2 separate regions of the Homo sapiens genome follow, and region 1 is linked to region 2. Evidence: chromatin loops called from intact Hi-C (ENCODE). Cell type or tissue: Caco-2. All regions are shown on one strand. Each heading gives the region's core, and the rest is flanking DNA. Links, peaks and the distances in the headings are about the cores only. Region 1 has its middle 35 kb from the start of SNORA2C. Region 2 has its middle 17 kb from the start of ANP32D.

What was found. A loop is a pair of places that touch in the nucleus more often than their neighbours do. Peaks named below come from ENCODE experiments on the same cell type or tissue, not always from the same donor. Only the 100,000 strongest peaks of a DNase experiment are listed, where the experiment ranks them.
Region 1: a loop joins it to region 2, with 4 times the contacts of the local background. A loop is called at or near these places in 4 of 110 quality-filtered maps.

The regions. Positions count from the first base shown.
Region 1 is chr12:48,615,275-48,623,618 of GRCh38, forward strand. No RefSeq gene overlaps it. Among named protein-coding and RNA genes, the nearest start is that of SNORA2C, 35 kb to the right of the region's middle. In Caco-2, for the core only: a CTCF peak has its summit at 3,352 (motif pointing left); a DNase peak (open chromatin) is centred at 3,347.
Region 2 is chr12:48,451,230-48,459,573 of GRCh38, forward strand. It overlaps a transcript of C12orf54 not described here. Among named protein-coding and RNA genes, the nearest start is that of ANP32D, 17 kb to the right of the region's middle. In Caco-2, for the core only: a CTCF peak has its summit at 3,651; no DNase peak of the experiment used is centred there.

The sequences.
Region 1 (8,344 bases), core at 54-8,053, 160 kb after region 2:
ATCACCAGTGAAGGCTGCAAAACAGCAAAGATGGCTGCCAGCTCCTTCCTCTGGAAACTTTGTCCCAGGTGGGTACTGACCTGTTGCTGGCCCAAACACACTGGTAGGAGGTGTCTGGAGACCCCTGTTGGGAGGTCTCACCCAGTCAGGAGGAATGGGATCAGGGACCCACTTAAATAAGCAATCTGTGCCGGGCACAGTGGGCTCATGCCTGTAATCCAACACCCTGGGAGGCCGAGGCAGGTGGATCACGAGGTCAGGAGATCGAGACCATCCTGGCTAACATGGTGAAACCCCATCTCCACTAAAAAAAAACAAAAAAAAAAAATTAGCCAGGTGTGGTGGCAGGTGCCTGTAGTCCCAGCTACTCGGGAGGCTGAGGCAGGAGAATGGCATGAACCTGGGAGGTGGAGCATGCAATGAGCCGAGATCATGCCACTGCACTCCAGCCTGGGGGACAGAGTGAGACTCCGTCTCAAAAATAAATAAATAAATAAGCAATCTGACTGCTTTTTGATAGAGCAGGTGTGCTGCACTGGGGGGAGCCCTTCCTTGTCCAGACTGTTTGTATTCTCCAAAGCCGATAGGCTGGAAAAGACTGAGTCAACCAAACCACAAAGACAGCAGCTGCACCTCCCCCAGGGGCTCTATCCCAGGGAGAGATCAGAGCTTTTTCTGTAGAACCCTAGCTGGAGTGGCTGAAGCTCCCACAGAGAGGTTGCACCCAGTGAGGAAGAATGAACTGGGGTCCCGCTTAAAGAAGCAGTCTGACCACAGTCTGGCAAGGTGGCTGTGTTGCTTTGTGAGGGACTTTTCCTCATCCAGACTTTATATTCTCCAAAACCAGCAGACTGGAATGGCTGAGTCTACCAAACTACAGCAATTATGAGTTTAATTTCTTTTATAGATATAAGATTATTCAGATTTGTATTAATTCTTATGTCATTCTGGTCATTAGCATCTTTCAAGTAATTTAAAAATTTTATTTAAATTGTCAAATGTATTGGCATAAGGTTGTTCATAATACTGCCTTTTAATTCTTTTAATATCTGTAGGGTTTGTAGTGATACCTCTTCTTTTGTTTATTGATATTGATAATTTGTGTTTGTCTGGGTTTAAGTCAATTTAGCTGATAATTTATCAATTTTATTGATTTTTTTCAAAGAGCTAATTTTTTGCCTGTAATCCCAGCAATTTGGAAGGCCAGACCACTTGAGCCTAGGAGTCCAAGACCAGCCTGGGCAACATGGTGAAACCCTGACTCTACAAAAAATCTAAAACATTAGCCAGGCATGGTGGTGTATACCTGTAGTTCCAGCTACCTGGGAGGCTGAGATGGGAGGATCACCTGAGCCCAAGAGGTTGAGGCTGCAGTGAGCCATGATCATATCACTGCACTCCAGCCTGAATGACAGAACAATACCCTGTTTCAAATTTTTAAAAACTAATTTTTGTTTTATTGGTTTTTCTCCTTTATATTCATTGATTTCCATTCTTTGTTATTTTCTCTGTTCTATTTACTCTGAGTCCATCTTGCTTTTCCTGATCTACCTTGTTAAAGTGGAAGCTTAAATTATTGGTTTTAAATATTTATCTTTCTAACATAAGCATTTAAAGACATAAAGTTTCTTCTAAGCACTGATTTAGCAGCATTTCACAATTTTTCATATGTAATTATTATAATTTAGTTCAAAATATTTTCTAATTTCCCTTGTGATTTCTTCCTTTACTCATGGGTTATTTAAACACACATTGCATGCGAGGCACAATGGCTCATGCCTGTAATCCCAGCACTTTGGGAGGCCAAGGCAGGAGAATTTTTTGGGGCCAGGGGTTTGAGACCAGCCTGGGCAATATAGCAAGACCTTGTCTCTACAAAAAAAAAAAAAACTTAATTAAGCAGATATAGTGGCACATGCCTCTAGTCCCAGCCACTCAGGAGGCTGCAACAGGAAGATTATTTGAGTCCAGGAGTTTGAGGTTACAGTAAGCTATGATCACACCACTGCACTGCAGCCTGCGCAACGGAGTGAGACTATGTCTCTCAAAAAATCATAATAATAGGCTGGGCGCACATCTATAATCCCAGCTCACATCTATAATCCCAGCACTTTGGGAGGCCGAGGCGGGTTCATGAGGTCAGGAATTTGAGACCAGCCTGGCCAACATGGTGAAACCCCGTCTGTACTAAAATACAAAAAATTAGCCGGGTGTGGTGGTGTGTCTCTGTAGTCCCAGCTACTCGGGAGGCTGAGGCAAGAGAATCACTTGAACCCAGGAGGCAGAGGTTGCAGTGAGCCGAGATCGCATCACTGCACTCCAGCCTGGTGGCAGAGCGAGCCTCCATCTCAAAAAAAAAAAATCATCATAAAATAAAAGTATGTTGCTTAAATTCTAGATATTTTATTGTTGTTTATTTCTAATTTACTCCCCTTGTGGTAATAGAAAATATTCAGCTTTATCTTAATTCTTTGAAATTTATTGAGTTTTGTTTTATAGCCCAGCATATGGTCTATTTTGGTGAGAAAGTCTTTCTTGCTGTTATACATGAAGTGTACTATAAATGTCAATCATATCAAGTTGGTTGATAGTGTTTTGTAAGTTTTCTACATACATACTGATTTTCTGACTACTCGTTGAATAAATGCTTGAGAGAAGAACGTTGAAATATCCAACTGTAGTCATTTCAGCTCTATCAGTTTTTCCCTCATTCACTTCATTTTGAAGCTCTGTTATTGAGTCCACACACATTTCAGATTGTTCTACCTTCTTGATGAATTTAACTCGTTATCATTATATAAATTCTTATTTATTCCTAGAAAATTTCTTGTTTGGAACTCTATTTTGTCTTACATTAATACAACCACTACAGCTTTCTTTGTTGTTGTTGTTGTTGTTTTACTTTAATCACCTTGACAAGTACAACTTTCTTATGATAATCATTTTCATGACATATTCTCATGTTTATATTTATATTTAAAGTTCATTTATTACAGAACAAAACGCTGGTTACCGGGAGCAGGTGTGAGGAGGAAATGAGGAGATGTATGTCAGAGAATGCAAAGTGGCAGATATATAGGATGAACGAATCTAGAGATCAAATGTACATAAAACATGAGGATCACAGGTAATAAAATTGTACTCTATACGGGATTCAAGCTAAATGAGTATATTTTAGCTGCTCTTGCCACAAAAACAAAAACCATGAGTAACTGCATGAGATGATGGATATGAAAATTTGCTTCACCATAGTCAACCTAAATGAAGATGTTTGCCAGTTTCTTCTACTCAGGAGCTCTTGTGTCTGTCTGCAATGCTGCCGCTTCTCGGGTGCTGTAGAAAGCTGCGGTACTGGAGTTCCACCTAGTGTTTGTCTGTGGTACTGCAGATTCTGGTGCTGGAACAAACCACGTTGATCACCTTTGTCCTTAACCAGCCCCAACCTGAGCACTGTTCCTGTCAGTGCTTAAATTTGGGCAGCTCCCTCAACAGCATCTTCATAAGTCAGAATGTTGGGTGCACATTTCACTCCTTTCCCTTCCCAGGAAGAAGTGGAGAGTTGGAGGTATCCTTCAGATTATGTCATGCCGTGCCAGAGGGAAGGGTGAGTGAATGTCATAAATTTTCCTGCTAAGTTTTGATAGGGTTGCCTTCGCACTCGACTGAGGGGCAAGAACCTATTAACTGATTTCTGGATTCTTCAAACAGGTTTATATATTGTTAAGTTCATGTTCTCATGGAAGAAAGAGGGTCTGGAATTTCTTATTCTGCCATCTTGCTCATGTCTTTTATCATTTTTCTCTGGTTAGTGGTCACATTTATCTGCTTCTTTGTATTTCTACTAATCGTTCTATTAGAGGCTGGACATTATGGATATCCTGTTGTTGCGTGTCTGGATTTTGGGTTTTTTTTTTTGTTGTTTTTTGTTTTTTTTTTTTTTTTGAGATGGATCCTCTGTCGCTCAGGCTGGAGTGCAGTGGCGCGATCTCGGCTCACTGCAACTTCCGCCTCCCAGGTTCAAGCGATTCTCCTGCCTCAGCCTCCTGACTAGCTGGGATTACAGGCGCCCACCACCACGCCCGGCTAATTTTTGTATTTTTACTAGAGAGGGTGTTTCACCATATTGGTCAGGCTGGTCTCAAACTCCTGACCTTGTGATCCACTTGGCCTTGTTCTAGTAGACAGTTAAGATACTTAAGGTTCAGTTTAATCTTTTCAAGCTTTGTTTTTAAGTTTTGTTCGAATAGGTCTAGATTAGCTTTTATTCTTCGACTGATTTATACCTATACCTAAGGTGTGACCTTTCTGAGATATCTGCTGCATACCCCCAGTTTTCAATGAGATCTCTCCAGCCTGAATGGTTGGAGCTCTAACATCTCCCATTCTGTATGAGTTCTAGTGGTTACTTAACTTACAGCTCCTAGTAATATTCAGCCAAAGTCTCATGAGATTCCTACATAGGTTTCTGAAATTCTTTCTCACTATACCTCCCTCCTCTTCTGCCCTACAAATTTAAACAATCTCTGCCTCTCCAAACTCTGATCTCTGTCTCCTCAGCTTAGGCCCTCCTGGATTCCAGGTCTGGAAAGTGAGTCAAGACAGAAAAACTAATGTGATGGTAGGACTTCCCTTCTCTAAGGAATTAAGGTTCTGTGCTATATGTTTTCCAGTAGCTGGAAACAGATATTTTATGTGTTGTCCATTTTGTAGTTGTTTACATCAGGAGGACTAGACTGGTACCAGTCACTCCGTCATGGGTGGAAGCTGAAAACCTTACCCTCATTTTTAACTTTCTTTTTTTTTTTTGAGATGGTGTCTCACTCTGTCGCCCAAGCTGGAATGCAGTGGCACAATCTTGGCTCACTACAACCTCTGCCTCCCGGGTTCAAGCGATTCTTCTGCTTCAGCCTCCTGAGTAGCTGGGATTACAGGCGCCCACCAACAAGCCCAGCTAATTTTTCTATTTTTAGTAGAGGCAGGGTTTCACCATGTTGGCCAGGATGATCTTGATCTCCTGACCTTCTGATCCACCCGCCTTGGCCTCCTAAAGTGCTGGGATTACAGGCTTGAGCCACCATGCCCAGCCCCCTCATTTTTAACTTTCTAAAACCTCTACTGTTTTACATTCTAGTGCATATTCCACTTTCTCCATTAACTTCCCTTAATCCCTTCTCAATAAACTATGCAGCTCTTTTGTAGCAGTTGTCACATATTCCATACTGTACCATAGTTAATCTGCAGGCAGATCCTATGTCTTGATCATCCAATAATGCCTAACATGTGTGGAGCTCCAAAACGTTTATTTATAAGTTAACCCAATTAAAAAATGGGCTAAGGACCTGAACAGACATTTCTCAAAAGTCATATAAATGACCAATAAATACATGAAAAACTGCTCAGCGTTACTAATTATTAGGGAAACGCAAATTAAAACCACAATGAGATATCACTTCATACCTGTTAGAATGACTTTTATCAAAAAGATGAAAGATAACAAGTGTTGGAGAGGATGTGGAGAAAAGGGAACTCATATATATTGATGGTGGGAATGCAAATTAGTAAAGCCATTATGAAAAATGATATGGAGGTTCCTCAAAAAACTAAAATAGAATTACCATACAACTCATTAATCCCACTTCTGGATATATATCCAAAGGAACTGAAACAAATATGTCAAAGGAATAGCTGTGCCCTCCTGTTCATGGCAACATTATTCCCAACAGTCAAGATATGAAAACAACCTAAGTGTCCATCAACAGGTGAATGGATAAAGAAAATGTAACATATATACACAATGGAATACTATTCAGCCTTAAAAGGGGGGACATCCTATCATTTGCAACAGTGTTGATAAATCTGTAGGACATTATGCTAAGTGAAATAAGCCAGGCACAAAAAGACAAATACTTCATGATCTCACTTATATGTAAAATCTAATAAAGTTGATCTCACAGACGTAGAAACTAAAAGGATGGTTACCAGAGTTTGGGGAAAGGGGTGGAGATGGAGGGAATGGGGAGTTGTTGATCAAAGGGTACAAAGTTTCAGGTAGGAAGAATAGGTCTTAGGATCTATTGCAACAGTGGCGTGAATATGGTCAATAATAATGTGTTATTTATTTCAAAATAGGGCATAAATTTCAAATGCTTCACCATAAAAAAAAATGATAGGTAAGTGAGGTGATGGATATGTTAATTAGCTTGATTTAATCCTGCCACATTTATACATATATCATAGTGTATCCCATAAATGTATGCAATAATGATGCATTGCTCAAAAATACTAATGTTAAATAAATGTTTTAAAATTTTTAATTTGTTGAAACACTGAGATACCCTAAAAAGACACTGTCTTCTTTTCAGTTGAAATACATACAAAGAGAATAAATAACCTCCCCTCTTAGTGAAATGTTGGCCTATATATAGCTTACAGTCCCTCCCAACCCAAAGATTCCCTGAAAAAAATGGTTAGGCAAATTGTGCTACAGCTACATAATGAATATTATATTATTATTTTAAATGTGGGATATATAACATGCTTATAATAAAATGTTAGGTGAAGCATCAGGATTCAAATTGTACATATGATAATAATTATAGCTATATAAAAAGTGCATTAAAAACTAGAAATAAATTTTTAATAGCAGAGTTATTATAATGTGTATGTATTGTTGACATTTTTTTTTTCATGATCTAAGATTAGTCTTGAAAGACAGTTGGCTTGGTTTTCCAATTATCTTCATGAAGGATGGCTTAGGATGATCAGTTATTCCAAAGCCAAACTTTATTTTTATTACATATCGTCCAACATCTTACTGGATTTAGCTAACAGCCTTATTGAGAATACTAGTTCATGTAGTTATCTACAAGTACATTTTGAAACTAGTTTATCCTGAAGGACTGACCAGGAAGTTTTACTGCTCATATTGAGGTATTATAAGCTTTATGGAGACTTTGTTTGAGACTGAGTCACCTTTTCTACACCTAAGACTCTCTACTCTGCCTCTCTTCTGCCAATGTCACACACTTGTCCAGTTTTTTCCAGGAAGAGCCATGCCAGTCTGTTCCTAGAAAATCTCAGCCCCAGCCCAGAGCCTGTGCTGTCCTCCTCCTGGCCCAGATCTGCTCTCTGCTTGCTATGGAAGAAACTCGGTGCTATAGTACTGCAGTGGGATTTCCTATTTACATTTGTCATTCAGCTGCATTTTAGTCTGTCTCCATTATCTTGAAGGGATCTGACCTGGTTTTATGTTAATCTGTGATGTTAAACTATCCAACTAAACAGGACAGAATACCTACAGAGTTATATATCAGTTTCTTCTTGCCTCCTCCCTGCTAAGAGATCAAAGCGGGACCCCAGGGTCCTAACCCAGGCCAGGGTAGAAAGACTGTTGATTTAGCCCTTAGAGGTCACACTGTGTCCAGAGTTGGTTCCTTCCAGCAGGCTTTTGGTCTTGCTGACTTCAAGAATGAAGCCGCAGACCTTCACAGTGAGTGTTACAGCTCTTAAAGATGGTGTGTCCAGAGTTTGTTCCTTCAGATGTGTCTGGAGTTTCTTCCTTCTGGTGGGTCTGTGGTCTCGCTGACTTCAAGAATGAACCCGCGGACCTTTGCAGCGAGTGTTACAGCTCTTAAAGGTGGTGCAGACACAAAGAGTGAGCAGCAGCAAGATTTATTGTGAAGAGTGAAAGAACAAAGCTTCCACAGCGTGGAAAGGGACCTGAGTGGGTTGCCGGTGCTGGCTGGGGTGGCCAGCTTTTATTCCCTTATTTGGCCTCTCCCATGTCCTGCTGACTGGTCCATTTTACAGAGTGCTGATTGGTCCATTTCACAGAGTGCTGATTGGTGCATTTACAATCCTTTAGCTAGACACAGAGTGCTGATTGGTGCATTTACAATCCTTTAGCTAGACACAGAGCGCTGATTGGTGCGTTTTTACAGAGTGCTGACTGGCACATTTTACAAACCTCTAGCTAGCCACAGAGTGCTGATTGGTGCGTTTTACAATCCTAGCTACAGAGCGCTGATTGGTGCATTTTACAATCCTCTTGTTAGAAAAGTTCTCCAAGTCCCGACTCGACCCAGAAATCCAGCTGGCTTCACCTCTCAACACTCTTGATAGCTCATCCCAATGCTGCAAGAACAAGTTATAACATACATTTCACCTTGGGGCTCATTCTGAGAATTGAATATTTATTAAATTAGCTAATCAGTTAATATTTGCTTTATGAATTATAAAGTATTCCATAAACGCTGGCTTTCATTGTGGCTATTTTCTTTTTGGTCACCCAGGCTGGAGTGCAGTGGTGCAATTATGGCTCACTGCATCCTCAACCTCCTGGGCT
Region 2 (8,344 bases), core at 332-8,331:
ACCACATGATTATCTCAATAGATCCATAAAAAGGCTTTGATAAAATTCAACATCCCTTCATATTAAAAAAAAAAACTTCTCAATAAACTAGGTTTTGAAGGAACATACCTCAAAATAATAAGGGCCACATATGACAAACCCACAGCCAATATCATACTGAATGGGCAAAAGCTGGAAGCATTCTCCCCTTGAAAACCAGCACAAGACAAAATTGCCCTCCCTCACCACTCCTATTCAATATAGTATTAGAAGTTCTGGCCAGGGCAATCAGGCGAGAGAAAGAAATAAGGGATATTCAAATAGGAAAGAGGAAGTCAAACTATCTTTGTTTGCAGATGGCATAATCCTATTTCTAGAAAACCCAATCATCTCAGCCCAAAAGCTTCTTAAGCTGATAAGCAACTTCAGCAAAGTCTCAGGATACAAAGTTAATGTGCAAAAATCACTAGCATTCCTATACACCAACAACAGGCAAGCCAACAGCCAAATCACAATGAACTCCCATTCACAATTGCCATAATGAATAAAATACCTAGGAATACAGCTAAGAAGGGAAGCAAAGGACTTCTTCAAAGAGAACTGCAAACCACTGCTCAAAGAAATCAGAAATGGCACAAATAGAAAAACATTCCATGTTTATGAATAGGAAGAATCAATATTGTGAAAATGGCCATACTGTCCAAAATAATTTATAGATTCAATGCTATTCCCATTAAACTACCATTGATATTCTTCACAGAATTAGAAAAACCTATTTTAAAATTCATGTGGAACCAAAAAAGAACTCAAGTGGCCAAGACAATCCTAAGCAAAAAGAACAAAGCTGGAAGTATCACTCTACCCAAATTCAAACTATACTGCAGGGATACAGTAACCAAAACAGCCTAGTACTGGTACAAGAACAGACACATAAATCAATGGAACAGAATAGAGAACCCAGAAATAAGACCACACACCTACAAGCATCTGATCTTCAACAAATCTTACAAAAACAAGCAATGGGGAAAGGATTTCTTATTTAATAAATGGTGCTGGGAGAACTGCCTAGCCATACGCAGATAGTTGAAACTGGACCCCTTCCTCACCCCATATGCAAAAATCAACTCAAGATAGATTACAGATTTAAATGTGAAACCCAAAACTGTAAAAACTCTACAAGAAAACTTAGGCAATACCATTCAGGACATAGGCACAGGCAAAGATTTCATGACAAAGATGCTAAAAGCAATTGCAACAAAAGCAAAAATTGACAAATGGGATCTAATTAAACTAAAGAGCTTCTGCACAGAAAAAAACACAACAACGACAACAAAAACTATCAACAGAGTAAATAGACAGCCTACAGAATGGAAGAAAATTTTTGCAATCTATGCATCTGACAAAGGTCTAGTATCCAGCATTTATAAGGAACTTAAACAAATTTACAAGAAAAAACAAACAACTCCATTAAAAAGTGGGCAAAAGACATGAACAAATACATCTCAAAAGAAGACATACATGTGATGAACAAACATATGAAAAAAACTTCAACATCACTGATCATTAGAGAAATGCAAATCAAAACCACAATGAAATACCATCTCACACCAGAATGTCTATTATTAAAAATAACAGAACTAGCAAGATTGTGGCAAAAAAGAAACATTTTTACACCGTTGGTGGGAGTGTAAATTAGTTCAACCATTGTAGAAGACAGTGTGATGATTCCTCAAAGACCTAGAGACAGAAATATCATTCAACCCAGCAATCCCATTACTGAGTATATACCCAAAGGGATATAAATCATTCTGTTATAAAGACACATGCACATGTCTGTTCACTGAAGCACTATTCACAATAGCAAAGACATGGAATCAAGCTAAATGCCCATCAATGATAGACTGGATAAGGAAAATGTGGTACATACATGATGGAATACTATGCAGCCATAAAAAGGAACGAGATCATGTTCTTTGCAGGAACATGGATGGAGCTGGAGACCATTATCCTTAGCAAACTAATGCAGGAACAGACAACCAAACACCACATGTTCTCACTTATAAGTGGGAGCTGAATGATGAGAACACGTGGATACACAGTGGGCAACAGCACACACTGGGGCCTGTTGGAGGGTGGGGGATGGGAAGAGGGAGAGGATCAGGAAGAATGGCTAGTGGATGCTGAGCTTAATACCTGGGTGATGAGATGATCTGTGCAGCAAACCACCATGGCAAGTGTTTACCTATGCAACAAACCTGCACATCCTGCACATGTATCCCTGAACTTAAAGTAAAAGTTGGAAATAAATAAATGTGTATATATATACACATACATATATATACACATATATATACATATATATACACATATACACATATATATGTGTATATTCATGTTCTGATATTCAAAGAAACTAATTTGCCCAGTGCCTCACAGCTAGAAATTTAAAGATAATGAAGAGCCAGGATTTATCCTCAAGTTTATTTAAACCTAAGGTATCTTTTAAAGAATAAAACAAAATATTTTGCACATTGCCTGTATCAAACACACACACACAATATATATGAAACATATAAGCATAATATCATATATCTATATTCATCTATCTACCTACCTATCCATATCCATATACATGTAATCGTTCACAGCTCATTTATTCTGACCTTGAGAAAACAAAGAAGGTGATATTTTACTTCTCAACCAAACTGAAAAAAGAAGTGCCTTCTTTTGATTTAGATTCATTGTACTTGAAGCCTTCTGTAACTTTGGAGCATCAGGATACCATGAGGTCAGGGAACTCCTGTTATTGTTGAAAAATAAATCAGGGGCTCTAAATTATAGGAAGGAAAATCAAGACAGTTCTCTCTCTCTCTCTCTTTTTTTGTTTGTTTTTTTTTTTTTTTTTTTTGAGACGGAGTCTCACTCTGTTGCCAGGCTGGCGAGAAGTCGTGCGATCTCAGCTCACTGCAACCTCTGCCTCCTGGGTTCAAGTGATTCTCCTGCCTCAGCCTCCTAAGTAGCTGGGACTACAGGCATACACCACCACATCCAGTTAATTTTTTTTGTATTTTTACTAGAGACAGGGTTTCACCATGTTGGCCAGGATAGTCTCCATCTCCTGACGTCGTGATCTGCCCACCTCGGCCTCCCAAAGTGCTGGGATTACAGACTTGAGCCACCGCACCCGGCCAAGACTGTTCTTTAATTCGATTAATCAGATTGGACAGGCTGCATAGTCATTTTTACCTGACATAGAAAAAAGATGAAGACTATCACAAACTGCAGGCAGATTAGAAAGGCCTAGGAGATGTGGGGTTTGCCTGAGCAGGTCTGATTGCTAAGAATAAAGCCTGTGGCCTGCTTTCTGTCCTCCTGCCCCTTCTTCTCTATCTCTTTCCTTCTTTATTTAATGCAGCCTCAGAGGAAAGTTATGCAGCATAAAATAAGTGTTAAAAGAAAAATGCAAAATTATACTTTGACTCTCTTTTTAAGATTGAAATTATTTCTTTGTAACATAAATTCCAAGTATCATATTTTACAAATACTGTTGGGTAACTATAGTAACTTAGTAAATGAAATATGCAAAGCTTAAGGTTGTAAGTCTAGGGAAGGCATTAGAATAAATATGCCAGCATCTTCAGACCTTACAGCTAGGACACTACTGCTTCCTTGTGGCTCAACTTTAGAATGACAAGTTTTGACTACTGCAAGTTTCTTCAAATCATAGGGGCTTCCTTTTGGGTTTGTTTTTCCTTCCAACTTTTAGGTTCAGAGGGTACCTGTGCAGGTTTGTTATGTGGGTAAATTGCGTGTCACTGGAGTTTGGTGTACAAATGATTTCATCATCCAGGTAGTGAGCATAGTACCAGACAGGCAGTTTTTCAATCCCATCCTCCAACCTCAAGTAGGCCCCAGTGTCTATTGTTCTCCTCTTTGTGTCCCTGTGTACTCAATGTTTACCTCCCACTTATAAATAAGAACATGCACGATTTGGTTTTCTGTTCCTGTATTAGTTCATTTAGGATAATGGCCACCAGCTGCATCCATGTTGCTCCAAAAGCCATGATTTTATTCTTTTTGATGGCAGCATAGTATTCTATGGTGTATATATACCACATTTTCTTTTTCCAGTCCACTGTTAATGGGCATCTAGGTTGATTCCATGTCTTTGCTATTGTGAAAAGCGCTGTGATGAACATATGCATACATATGTCTTTATGGTCAAATCAGAGTTTTGACTGCCAATTTTAAGCAGCTCACCAAACCCATGGCTTGGGATGCAGACAGAGTTGTTACAGATCTCAGAGAAACGTCAGCAGAACAGCAGTCTTTGTCAGAGACACAACCATATTCAGCCAAGTTTTTCTTTCAGATCTTCCAGGTTTTGGAGCAGAGAGGCTGAAGAAAAGATTTAAATAACAAGAAAACCTGGAGTTGAGCAGCACCTAAAGATCAGTGAGCAGCTCCAACATGATTGTACAGAAGAGCTAACAGGCACTGGAAGTCTAGAGAACAGGCAGAGATACCCCCTGCACTGTGTAAAATTATGAAAAATGTATCCATGAGGTAAGATTTGATACATACACATAAATGATCAAAATCTGTCCTTCATTGTCTGTTTGACAGTGAATAAGTTTCTTCGCCTTCTATTACTCAGTTGCCTTATTTATAGAACACTAACAATCATAGTAACTACTCAGTGAATTTTCACAATGGTTAAATAGTGATAATAATTAAAAAATAACGTGATTGAATCCTTACCATGTGCCATACGCTATTTTAAGTGTTTTACACTGATTATCTCATTTCTTCTCACAAAAAGTATAAGAGCATATAAAGCTCTTAGCTAATATTATGTCAGTAGTTTGTACTCAATAAATTATCATTTAAAAGTCTGTAAAGCTTTCTCTATATCTCAACGAAGTAGGGAAAACACATTTTTTAAGCAGCTCAGCCAACAACAATTGTTTTCCAGGCACTGTATTGGGCCCTGGGTATATAAAGACGAGTAGGAGAGAGTCTCTGCCTTTAAGACACTCACACTGTAATGAGGAATAAAGTTATACTGACAGCTGTAATGCAGTATAGTAAGTTATACTCTACCAGTGTGACAAGATTGCTATGGGAGTTCAGAGGAGGAAAAATTCAAGCTGTATCAAGTGGTCAGGGAAATAGTTACAGGAAAGATACCATTTGACCCTGCCTTATCTAGAGAAGCAAGTCTTAGAACGAGGAGTGGCAGAAGTCTTCCCGGCAGAGGAACCAGTTTAGTAAAGGAAGAGAGATGTGAACAGGTAGCATTTGAGATTAAGATCATGGACTCTGGAGCCAAAGAGGGTTAAATTTGAATCCCAACTCTGCTCCTCGCCTGCCGTGACCTTGGGAAAGCTATTTCTCTTTGTTTCTTTGCCTGGAAAATGGCTTTGACAATTGTTCTCCATGTTAGGTTGGTTGTGAGGATGAAATGAGATGTTCACATAACATTTAGCATATTGTCTAGCCCATTAGTGCTGTGTTATTATTAATATATTTCCCTCTGTCTAGGTTCTCATCAGTTGAAAAAACTGAACTATCTGTTAATTATCAGCTTTTTTCTTCTTTGGCAAGCAGAATAAACCACATTAAATGCACACATCAATTGTAAGAAGCAGCTGAATCTCAGAAACACCAAAGTACGAAAAGTGTGCATCTTCAAATCAAGGAAAGCATATTATCACCATTATGAGGACCAGTCTGCCAAGAATCTTTCATAGGATGCTGAATATTTAGATGTGATCCTACTGTTAAAATCTTTCCTTTCTTGGTGGTTTCTAGATACTTTGTAGCTCCTAAATCATGCATTAAGTTTAGTGTGTAGTTACTTGTGTCTGTCTCCCCTATTAATATGTGGTCTCTGTGTAATATGTCCCCAGCACATCGTGGGTAATCCATAGACTATGAAATTAAATGGAATCAGACCAAGCTGGGGGTGGTATAGAGTGAGAGGTGACCGTAGGGCCCCAGGCCCGAACTCAGAAGAATGGGCCGTAAGCTTGGTGCCAAATGAATGCAACAAGCAGTTTTTTGTTGTTGTTGTTGGTGGTGGTGGTGGTGGTGGTGGTGGTTTTTTATTTTTGTTTAGTTTTTTTGTTTGTTTGTTTTTTGAGATGGAGTTTCACTCTGTGGCCCAGGCTGGAGTGTGATGTCTTGATCTCAGCTCACTGCAACCTCTGCCTTATGGGTTCAAGTGATGCTCCTGCCTCAACCTCCTGAGTAGCTGGGATTACAGGTGTCTGCCACCACACCCGGCTAATTTTTGTATTTTTAGTAGAGACGGGTTTTCACCATGTTGGTCAGGCTGGTCTCGAACTCCTGACCTTGTGATCTGCCTGCCTCGGCCTCCCAAAGTTGGATTTGCTCTAGTCCCGGGCTTCTCTGCCAGGGAAAATTGTTCTGATGGTGTTTGGCCCCTCCAAGCCTGTCTCTAATGGGATGGGGAAGTCAGCTTCGGCTTCGGTGCCCAGAAGCTGTGAGCCTCTCCAGTCTGCTGCCTCCTTGGCTTTGGGTCCTCTTTCTGTGTGGCATTCTCTACCTCCACAATGACACTGAAATTGTGTCCTGCGGGAGAAGCAGCTATGAGGCCATTGAGCATCATTACCCAGAGGACGGGATGACTGGGGAGTGATGTTCTGCCTGGCGTTCCAGGGTCTCCTTATTGCAAGTTGGCACTTGTCCCTTCAGGCCCCAGCAGCTTCTCCCTCCTCTGACAGATCACAGAAAGCTTAGTTGACAGGAGTTTGAGGAAGCAGCTCCCCAGTGTCTGAGCCCAGGAACAATTGCTGAAGGCAAGGGTGGCCTGTGCTTTACTTCCCTCACCTACAGACTTTTGAAGAAACTGGCCAGAGGCCCACCTTGTTTTCGGCTTCCTCTCAGCAGAAATATCAGAAATGCAGAAAAGGAGGCAGACACCCTTGAGGCTTTCCTAGTGAACTCCAGCCTGACCTGCTGGAGTCAATTAAATGCACAAACTGCCCTTGGCCTCATTCACTGCAACTGCTCAGCAGCTAGTGAGGAGAATATTCTGGATTTAGAGAATATTTGTTGATTGGTACAGGAGAGGGATCTAAACAGTCAAAACTCTGAGCTATATGCATTGAAAACACATAACTCAGTATTTGAGTTAAACATACATGGAATTTTATTATCGGGGTGTTTGGACAGAATAGGCTTCTCTTTCCCATAATTGTTCATATCACCTTTCTACTGCTGTATTTTAACAACCACCTCTCTGTTGACCTCCATACCTGATTCATATGCTTATTTACTGCATGGCTCACCCAAACGTTACTGTTAACTACAAAGTAGCTTCTCAAGGACAGGGACCAGTCTCCTCCAGTTATTTTATTCCCAATTTGTATCTTAGTGCTCAAGACATGGGTGTTTAATAAATGTTTACAAAATATTAGTGTTACCATCAACATCATGATCTCTAGTCATTATTGTTTTATGCCTGACACCTGCTCCACAGAGGATACCTTGATTGTTCTTTTTTTTTTTTTAAACCAAACCTCATACCTCATCCTGATGGTACCTCACTTCCTATTTTGGAAAGACTGAAACGATTAAGCATGCATGAGCAGTCATGGACCTCTAGTCTTCATTGAAACATTACTATCTTACTTAGATTTTCAGAGATTTTAAGCATTTTAATAGAACTTATCAAATATTTTCTCTCATCTTTGCTGCCCAACTTTTCAAGCAGATGTCCAAGCATGCTGACATCCTTTCCTACCCATCAGCTCCTTTTTTGAACCTCCTGTAAGCTGGCTTCCATCTATCCTCCTCTTCAGGAATCATACACTTTTTCTGCACCAAAATCTTCTTGATAAATTGTAACTACCCCTTTCTCCTTTTATTTCTTTACTTGCTTAAATATTATGAAATTGCACTTTCCTAGCTCTCCCTCATTCTTATAATCATTTTTCTCTGCTTGATAGGTCCTGCTATCGCAGTGGTAGAAGACTCAAGCCAGGACTTTTAGAGCTTGTAGGTGCTGAGGTAATCAGGAATGCTTTCACCAATATTCCAGTCCTCTGTCTGAGCACACGGTGAGACGGAACTTCTCAGCTGCCTCAAAGGTAAGTGTAGCTAAATATCTAGTTTGGGCCAACGGAAAGTGAGTGGCGGTGATGTGTCAGTTCAAGGCAGAAGTTTTTAAAACAGTGTGATTCATCATGTTTCTTTTTCCATATCTCAACAATGCTGAAGGATGAAGGAGGAGGCTCCCTCAGCCTGGTTATCTGGGTGGAGATGATACAGAGCAAAGCCCTTCCTCCAAGCCCATCTAGAGAGGACATGTCATGTGAGTAAAAAAATAGAACTTTCC